Linked DNA regions of Mus musculus: region 2 is linked to region 1. The links are chromatin contacts, found by Hi-C or POLR2A ChIA-PET in ENCODE. All regions are on one chromosome and are shown on one strand. Each heading gives the region's core, a stretch centred on a gene start or an enhancer-like site at or near the end of the contact. The rest is flanking DNA. Distances are from core to core; before and after follow the strand shown. Region 1 overlaps A4galt (alpha 1,4-galactosyltransferase). Region 2 overlaps Arfgap3 (ADP-ribosylation factor GTPase activating protein 3).

Region 1 (4,547 bases), core at 1,891-4,390:
CAAGCCACTCAGCTCTGGCTTTTAGAGGCCCGCCCTGTTGTCAAACTGAGCACATTTGCCTATGCTCAGCCCTGTGGGAACACTGTCTAGAAACAGGGTCAGTCCAATTGACTAGAACTCACTGGGTGAAGTGACACTTGGGCTGGGCATCGATCGGGAAGAGAAGGGAAGAACAGTCAGATGGTGGAGGCACTGGTCAGTAGGAGCCTGCACCTTTGTTGGCACCATAGGCTGGAAGGGACAATGGGAGGTACCAAGGAAGGTGGCTGTGTCAGACCGGAGTTCAGATCCCACAACTAGTGGCTTACAAATGCCTACAACTCCACCTCTAAGACACACAGTACCCCCTCCCTTTCTGGCCCTGTTTACAATCACATGCATACATACACACAGAGAGATAAATACATATACATGAAATGACTCTTAAAAATGTTTTAATCTGGGGGGGTTGGAGGGATGGCTCAGTGGTTAAGAGCACCAGCTGCCCTTTCAGAGGTCCTGAGTTCAATTCTCAGCAACCTCATGGTGGCTCATAACCATCTGTAATGGGATCTGGTGCCCTCTTCTGATGTGCCTGAAGACAGTCATAGTGTGCTCATAAATAATAAATAGACACTTTTTTTGTTGTTGTTGGCTTTTCGAGAGACAGGGTTTTTCTGTGTATCCCTAGCTGTCCTGGAACTCACTCTGTAGACCAGGCTGGCCTCGAACTCAGAAATCCTCCTGCCTCTACCTCCCAAGTACTGGGATTAAAGGCGTGCACCACCACTGCCCGGCTGGCACATCTTTTAAAAATGTTTTAATCTGACTTTAATCTCAGCACTTAAGAGGGCAAGGCAGGTGAATCTGAGTTCCAAATTAACCTGGTCTTAAAGAGAGGTCTTAAAGTTCCAGGACAGCCAGGACTACATAGAGAAACTGTGTCTTGAAAAATCAAACCAAACCAACCAAACTATGTTTTCATCACTACAAAGATGAGACAAGAGGATCAAGACTAGCCTAGGCTATTATAGTAAGTTCAAATGGCCTTGAACAGACCTTAAGACACTCTGGTCCCCCGGCCCTGTATATGCCTTATACCTGTGTCTTCTGTCATACCACCCTCTCCCTGGCTCCTTATCTATCTAAGCCATCTGTCTTTCCAGTGTCTCAGAACTCAATATGCTGCCTCAGGACTAGCCACCCTCTCTGCTTGGGTGGCTCACTCTCCACTCCTAACTTGCTCTCAAGCCTCGAATACTTCACTCTAGAGCTCCCCCCTGCCTTCCACTTTGGTTTATTCTCCCTAGCACTTATCCCAAAACACTGTGCTTACTGTACAGGTAAATTATTTAGAAATAGCCCAATATGGTAATTTGAATGAAAATGGCTCCCTTGGCCACATAGGGAGTGGCAATATTAGGAGGTGTGGACTTGTTGGATTGTGTCACTTGGGGATGGGGTAGAGGTCAGCTGCTCAGGCCACACCCAGTGTCTTTCTCTCCCTGCCTGCCTGCATATCAAGATGTAGAACTCTCAGCTCCTTCTTTAGCATCATGTCTGTCTGTGTGCCATCATGCTTCCCACCATGACTATAAGGGACTAAACCTCTGAAACTCTAAGCCAACCCCAGTTAAATGCTTTCCTTTATAAGAGTATACCATGTTCAGGCTGGAGACATGGCTCAGTGGTTAAGCCTGCTGCTCTTCCAAAGGTTCAGAATTCAATTCCCAGCAACCACATGGTGGCTCAACCATCGATAATGGGGTCTGATGCCCTCTTTTGGCACGCAGGTATACGTGCAGACAGAGCACTAATTCGTTTAAAAAAAAAGTCATCATGGTCACAATGAAACCCTAAGACACCCAACAAGGGTAGATATGTTGTTTTATTGAGCAACTCATGTAGAACAGACTAGTTTCCTAGTTTCCAATTTACTATATAGCCCAAAGATGACCCTGAACTTCTGATCCTCCTTCCACAATGCTTCACGTGAGCAAGGCAAACGTTCTACCAACTCAGCTGATATCTCAGCCTTGTGTTTTTTTGTTGTCTTTGAGGCAGTGGCTCAGGCTAGCCTCGAACTCAGGATCTTGCTCCCAACTTCCCTTCCTGCTGGGATGAGAAGCTCATTCAGGGATTTGTATTTTGTTGTACTTGTTTAGCATCTGGAATCCTATCCAGCTCGATAGGTGTTGTCAACCTGTTGGACAGGTAGGAGAGGCAGTGAATGAAGCAAGACGTGAGGAAGTCTGGGAGCCAGCAGATCAGTGGCTGAGCAGGGTGGGGGGTGCTAAATGACCAAGAGCACCAGGGAGCCAGTGAGGCTGGAACCAAGGTCAGTGAGCTCCTTGGGAGCCCAACCAGAGTCGTATGTGTGGCTGAGCCCACAGCGAGACAGACCCTGGGAAGTCACCAGCTCTGTCCTCCTCCTTTGGGGAATGAGGCTATTTTGGTCATAAGCATTTTGATTTTTTTTTTTTTTAGAAAGACAGGGTTTCTCTGTGTAGCCCTGGCTGTCCTGGAGCTCAGAGATCTGCCTCCTATATTCCCTGGGTGCTGGGAACCCAGTAGGACTACAGGTAGATGGATGTATGGACAGCCATCAGCAGAGTGTACCCCTGAGTATTTAAGACCATGGCATAGGGTGGAGACCGACCACCAGGCCTGAGGTGGGGTAAGGTGTGCCTGACCACAACTAGAAGGTGCTAGAATCAGGCCATATTTGGTATCATTGGCCCCCAGCTGAAGATCCAGGAATAGAAGTTATGTACCCAGCCAAGTTGGCCACAACTCAATACCCATGTGACTTTAGACTCAAAGCATGGTCCCATCCCCCACTGGGTGGGCCTTGCAGCTGCACCCCCAAGTCCTAGCCCTTGTCAGAAGAGCCTGGGCTGTCCCTGTTACCTCCCCGGTACCCCTAGGCTTCCTTCCCTAGGGCAGGGAGCTATTTTCAGGTAGTGTGTTAACTGGTCATAGTGCTGCTCTAAGCCTTACCCCGGCTCCCTGTTATCAGGACTCTCTATGATTCACTGTAGGCAGTGAGACTGGGCAGAAATACAGGCTGGCAGAGACAGAACTTGGCACCAGGTCCAGCACTGTTTTCCAACTCAAGTGCAACACTCTTAATGGATGTACCTCCATCTGTTTCCCTGGCTGACTGGGAGCCAAGATGGTGTCATGGGGATGGTCAGATGCAGCCCACATTGAACCCCATAGATCTCACCTCTGGGCTGAGTGCCAACAGAATGAGCCAAGGGAGAGTCAGGCGATCTGATGGGGATACAGGCACAAGAAGAGAGGTGGTCACTCAGGCAAGATCCCCACCCAGGCTTCCTATGTGTGGTACCCCACCTGTTCCCTCCCCAGACCTCTGCAGACATGATATGCAGCCCCAACCAGGGGTCCTCTCATAAGGTGCAAGAAAAACGCATAAGACTCTATTCAACAACCAAACAGGGTTTCGTGGGACACACCTAGGAGAACCAGGGATATGGAGCCTGAGTAGCTGAGCAGGGGCTGTACAGTGGGAGTCCCAGGAGATCCTTGCAAAGAGGGACTGGTGGTGGTGGTAGCCTCATTAGTGAGCCATTAGTGAGCCATGGGCAAGTCTGCTGGGGTTTTCAGGCCACCAGAGGAACTCAGGCTTGGATGGGGTGAGTTCTGATGGCATATGACATGGGACCCAGGAAGACAAAGCCCCAGTTTGGGTGGAGGCTCTGAGCCTTACCGGCTTGGGGAACATGGTATGTGTCTAGAGCCCTGCCAGAAAGACAGGTCTCCGGCTGGAGAGATGGCTCAGCGATTAAGAGCACTGACTGCTCTTCCAGAGGTCCTGAGTTTAATTCCCAGCAACCACATGGTGGCTCACAACGGAATCTGATGCCCTCTTCAGGTGTGTCTGAAGACAGTGACAGTGCACTCTCATACCCATACATAAAATAAATAATTCTTTTAAAAAAAAAAAAGATTTATTTATTTATTTATTATATGTAAGTACACTGTAGCTGTCTTCAGACACACCAGAAGAGGGAGTCAGATCTTGTTACGGATGGTTGTAAGCCACCATGTGGTTGCTGGGATTTGAACTCAGGACCTTCGGAAGAGCAGTCGGGTGCTCTTACCTGCTGAGCCATCTCACCAGCCCCTAATAATTCTTTAAAAAAGAAGTACAGACAGATAGACAGGTCTCACAGACTACAGTGACAGGTGGGAGGGCTGAGAAAGGAGAGCTACTAGGGCAGTCTCTAAGGTTAGGGATTTCCAAGTTGAGCAGTATGCCATTGATCAGGACTAGCCCTCTTTTTTAATATTATCCTCCCAGTTCTCAAGAGTGATTGGTCAGGATACAATTCCAACTCTATGGTTTCAGCTGCTTCCAGTTCAGTCCAGTCAGGTCCTTTTCCCATTGCCTTCTCCCCTGCTTAGACAAAGACTAAGGTATCCCGGAGTCCCCCTGTCCACTTCAATATCCCTTCCCAGGAGGGCTGTGTACAGGACACATGCCACAAGACCAGTCACCTCGCTGAGCCTCGGGTTCCTCGCCTGTACTTTAAAGTCTATCT
Region 2 (4,374 bases), core at 1,410-3,909, 67 kb after region 1:
CAGTGCCTGTTAAGTTTCATCACCCCAGCTGGGGGGGCCTCAGAGTCCCTGGAACTGGAGGCACAGTCCCCTAGAGTTGTACCCTAGGTGACATCTCCCTCCTTTTGCACTCCTTTGGATCTCAGTGGAATTGAAGTGCACAGGGAGACAGACCCCTTACTGGCTGGCACTCACTTCTCTGTGTTGTTTTGGGACGGGGCCTCTCTGTGTGGTCGTGGCTGTCCCGGAACTGATGTAGACCAGGCTGGCCTCAAAGGTGCGAGGCATGAATGAGGTGTGTGTGTGAAATGCACACGTTGCAGGCAGAAGGGGCATGCAATGCTTTGCAGTTGGAGTTGTCAGCCAACTAATGTGGGTGCTGAGAACAGAACTCAGGCCCTCTCCAAGAGCAGCAAGAGCGCTTAACAGCAGAGCCGTCTCTCTAGCCCTCCCAGGGTTACTTTAAAACACTGCATCTTAACCAAGAGTTCTGGAGAAAATGCTGCTTGCCAAAGCCACTCTCCAGGGCTTCTCTGCCAGCCCTCTCTGCACAAAGGCTCCAGGAGAGGTAACCTGGCTCTCTGGGCTTCACACCCAACAGTGGCTGCTCTCAGAAACACCTCCCACAGCCCCAGACCCAGCCTTCGACGGGTTCCCAGCAGCTTCTGCCATGGGGTTCCTCTGTCTATTCTAGACCTTGAATGATAGGCAAGCGCTCTGCTGCGGGGCCACGTTCTTTCTTATTTATTTATTTACTGTTTGTGTTTTGCCTGCATGTATGTGTGGATACCATGGGCATGTAGTGCCCACGGAAGCCAGAAGAGGGTGCTGGCTTTCTTGGAACTGTAGCTACCAGGTAGGTGATCAGAATTGAACCCGTCTTCTTAACCCCTGAGCCATCTCTTCAGTTGTCTTCAGATTTTTTTTTTTTAAGAATTACTTATTTATTGTATAGGAGCACACCTTAACAATCTTCAGACACACCAGAAACGGGCACCAGATCCCATTACAGATGGTTGTGAGCCACTATGTGGCTGCTGGGAACTGAACTCAGGACCTCTGGAAGAGCAGTCAGTGCCCTTTTTCTTTTCTTTTCTTTTTAAAGATTTATTTATTTATTATAAGTAAGTATACTGTAGCTGTCTTCAGGCACACCAAAAGAGGGCGTCAGATCTTATTACGGATGGTTGTGGGCCACAACTAGCTTTAAAGGGCTGGAGAGACAGCTCAGAAGCTAAGAGCACTGGCTGCTCTTCCAGAAGTCCTGAGTTCAATTTCCAGCAACCACAAGGTGGCTCAAAACCACCTGTAATGGGATCTGATGCCCTCTTCTGGCATGCAGGTGTACAGGCAGATAGAACACTCATACATAAAGTAAATAAAATAAGTAAATAAATAATGGAGAAACAAAACAAACAAAAGAACTCTAAATCCAACCAGCTTTATAAATGTTGGTATGGTGATGGAACCTAAGGGTTTTCACTGCTGAGCCACAGCCTCTCACTGCACTTCCCACCCCCTCAGCTATCACAGACAGGGACTCCAGACAGGCAGTGCTGGCCATCAGCTGAGTGGACTGCTGCACAGCCCTGTGTCCTCACTGCACACACATCTGGACATGCTAAGACACCCTGAAGCTTCTGCCCAGTAAGGAGGCGCCAGGCTTGGGGAGAGATCAGCACACTGGGGCAGAGGTCCAGGTGCGTGGGATCTGCCAGATAGTGCTCACAGGGCACATGGGGATGCACACAGGGCTCACTCTGGATGGGGTTTGGACAGATCTCTCTGCTACTAAGTTAGTATTGATGCTACAGTGTGTGCCGCCATGCCGGCTCCGGTGTGCTGGGGAAGGCTGGCTGCCAGTGTCACAGGAGCCTCCTCCCCTCCCAGAGGCACCAGTCTCTGTGTTGTGATGATGGCATCTGTCAGTCCCACCTGTAGGTACCATGGGTGTGACCAGCGAGTGGGAGCGGCAGTCACCCAGTGCCCGCTGTACAGTGATACAAAGGCTCTTGAGGAATGACAACACAGGCAACCGTCTGCTGTGCTGTGTGTTATATTTAGAAGTCTACAAATCAGACCTTTTAAGAAAGTCACAAAATAGTCATCTGAAATCACATTTTTGGTTCATCAAATTCCAAATATATTTTACTGCGCTGAACAATATATTCTGGAGCTGTCTAAAACACAGCCAAATGACTTTATTGATTTACATCTATCCTGTAACTTTTGGAATATCAAGGACAAGATAAAAAAATATTAACAAAACTACCCAATTATAATCGCCCTCTCCCTGGCTGAGCTTCGTCCTGAAGCCGCACTGCTGTCCTTCTCAGCCTGAGCTCCTGGTACTGCTGACTTCCGAGTGCATTGGGAGCCCTGGGGTGGCCCCATCTTCCTCTCACAGGGCAGCGACACCCTGTTTACTCCCAGGTCGCAGTGAACGCCCTTGGCATCATAGAAGCTCAGGTCTGTTAAAGGAACTGACTGGGGGACACTTTTAAGAGTAGAGAATGTACAAAATAACTTACAGAGTGACAGATGGCTTTAAGTGTGTGTTGTGTGGGGACACACACGAAGCAATCTGTCAGCAAGGGGCTGGGCACTTCTGGTCTTGCTGTTTTTGTTGTTTTGCTCCTTTGCAGTGAGAAGTAAGTGCTGGGGATTGATTTCCGGGCCCAGTCAACACCAGCCTGGAGAGAGGTGGGAGGAGCCTGCAGCTCTGGCTTCCAGTTCTTGGAACTAAAGATGCCCCAAAGATAAAGCAAGGACACAAGGAGCTAATTTAAATCAGAAATGAAAGCAAAATCCCACCTACATAGAAATGGGGATGTCTCAAAGGAAACATGGACACTCAGAAATGTGCAGGTGCCTCGCCAACTAGTAGAGCCTGCCCACAAAGCAGCTGGGGCATTGGCGCAGCCAGATGTGGTCTCAGGTCCATCTGAAGTGGAGTTTTACCAGGTTGGACAGCCTGGCACCAGGATTAAGAACCGTAGCGATCCTAGAGAGAACCAGACCAACATTTACTACCGATACACTGCATCTGTGTCCTGCCATGCACACAGCGTGCGATTGCTGTTGATGAGGGACACCTGGCTCTTGGCACTGGCCACAGACTCTGCATAAAGAGCAGCTGTGTGGTGCCAGCACTGCCTCAGCCTCTCCATGGCTAGGAGGGCAAGTGGGGCCTGGAGACCTGCCCGGGATCACACCTTGTGAGAGCTGCCAGGATTACAACTTGTGAGGGGTGCCCAAGGCCTAGGGCTCCCAGGCTGGACTAAGGATTGCAAAGCAGGGGCCCAGGCCGGAGCCTGGGGCCATGTCCTGAGCTGTCCAGGGAGCACGTGTGATGGGATCCTGAGGGATCTGTCTGAAGTCCCTGCTCATTTAGCAGAGGTTCAATGGCTGCCTCTGCTTCTTCATTTATAAATGGAGACACAAGCAGGATGATTCTTAAATACAGGAAGGCCACACCCACAAAACAGGAATACTACCTTCCAGCCAACAGGCCCTTAAGGGAGGGAGGAGGGAGGAGAGAAGAGGGAGGAAGAAGGGAGGGAGGAGAGCTCCCAGCCTCTGCAGTTTTAGGTTTTCTTCTCCCTCGCATTCCCAACAAGGCCACAGCAGGGTTGGTCTGCAGACTAGAAGCCTCCATGGACCCATAAGTTGCAATGTCAATTCAGTCAACACCTCAGGGTCACATTTCATCCTAATAGAATGCGTCTAAAATGACTTTACACAACCAAGAAGATTCCCGAAGCAAGCTGTTCATACAATCTGAGACAGCCTCCTTGTCATAAACAGGCTTCCCCTTCTTGTATATGAACTGAATTAAGTCTAACACAGAAAGACAAGTATTTCTACAGATACATAAAAAGATGTGGCTGAGCAGTTGATGGCACATGCCTTTAATCCCAAATCCCAGTACTTGGGAGGCAGAGGCAGGCAGATTTCTGAGTTCGAGGCCAGCCTGTTCTCCAGAGTGAGTTCCAGGACAGCCAGGGCTACACAGAGAAACCCTGTCTTAAAAAACCAAACCAAACCAAACCAAACCAAAAACAGATGTCTGTGTATACAGTGTAAAGCAGAAGAGAAACTGTCTAAGGCAGTAAGGGGTGGGGGTGAAGGGCAGAGGTGTGGAAGAGCTATGCATCAAGTCAGTTCTATACATCATGAAATGTCCTTCGGTGACCAGGACCATGTACGAGGAGTACACACTAATAAATAAAGCTTGGAGATCAGAGTGCAGTGCAGTTCCACTGGGGGGAACAAGCAGCTTCCATGGGCACATTTCCACTCCACAGAAAATGGCTTCTGGAGAATTCCAGAGTCGCCTAGAACATGTCACTGACAAAAAGAACAGGCAGTCACAGAATAGAACTCCCTATTCAT

What was found. A loop is a pair of places that touch in the nucleus more often than their neighbours do. ChIA-PET counts read pairs that join two places held with the same protein, here RNA polymerase II (POLR2A).
Region 2: a map of T-helper 17 cell shows a loop between it and region 1 (1.9-fold over the local background). The contact joins two enhancer-like sites. A Hi-C loop is called at or near these places in 4 of 37 maps with a recorded cell type or tissue (Patski, T-helper 17 cell, left cerebral cortex and 1 more). POLR2A ChIA-PET finds 5 or more read pairs at or near these places in 4 of 5 experiments (Patski and embryonic stem cell).

Annotation. Positions count from the first base shown.
Region 1 is chr15:83,230,733-83,235,279 of GRCm38, forward strand. All of the region lies in intron 1 of A4galt (alpha 1,4-galactosyltransferase), which reads right to left. Among named protein-coding and RNA genes, the nearest start is that of A4galt, 19 kb to the right of the region's middle. Within about 2 kb of position 3,141, at least 1 of the 3 ENCODE cell types and tissues checked has a DNase peak (open chromatin) inside an H3K27ac peak, as active enhancers do.
Region 2 is chr15:83,297,720-83,302,093 of GRCm38, forward strand. Arfgap3 (ADP-ribosylation factor GTPase activating protein 3) reads right to left here. Exons shown (of 16, transcript NM_001357756.1): 16 at 2,021-2,983. The coding sequence ends at 2,966. Among named protein-coding and RNA genes, the nearest start is that of Gm32788, 3.1 kb to the left of the region's middle. Within about 2 kb of position 2,660, at least 1 of the 3 ENCODE cell types and tissues checked has a DNase peak (open chromatin) inside an H3K27ac peak, as active enhancers do.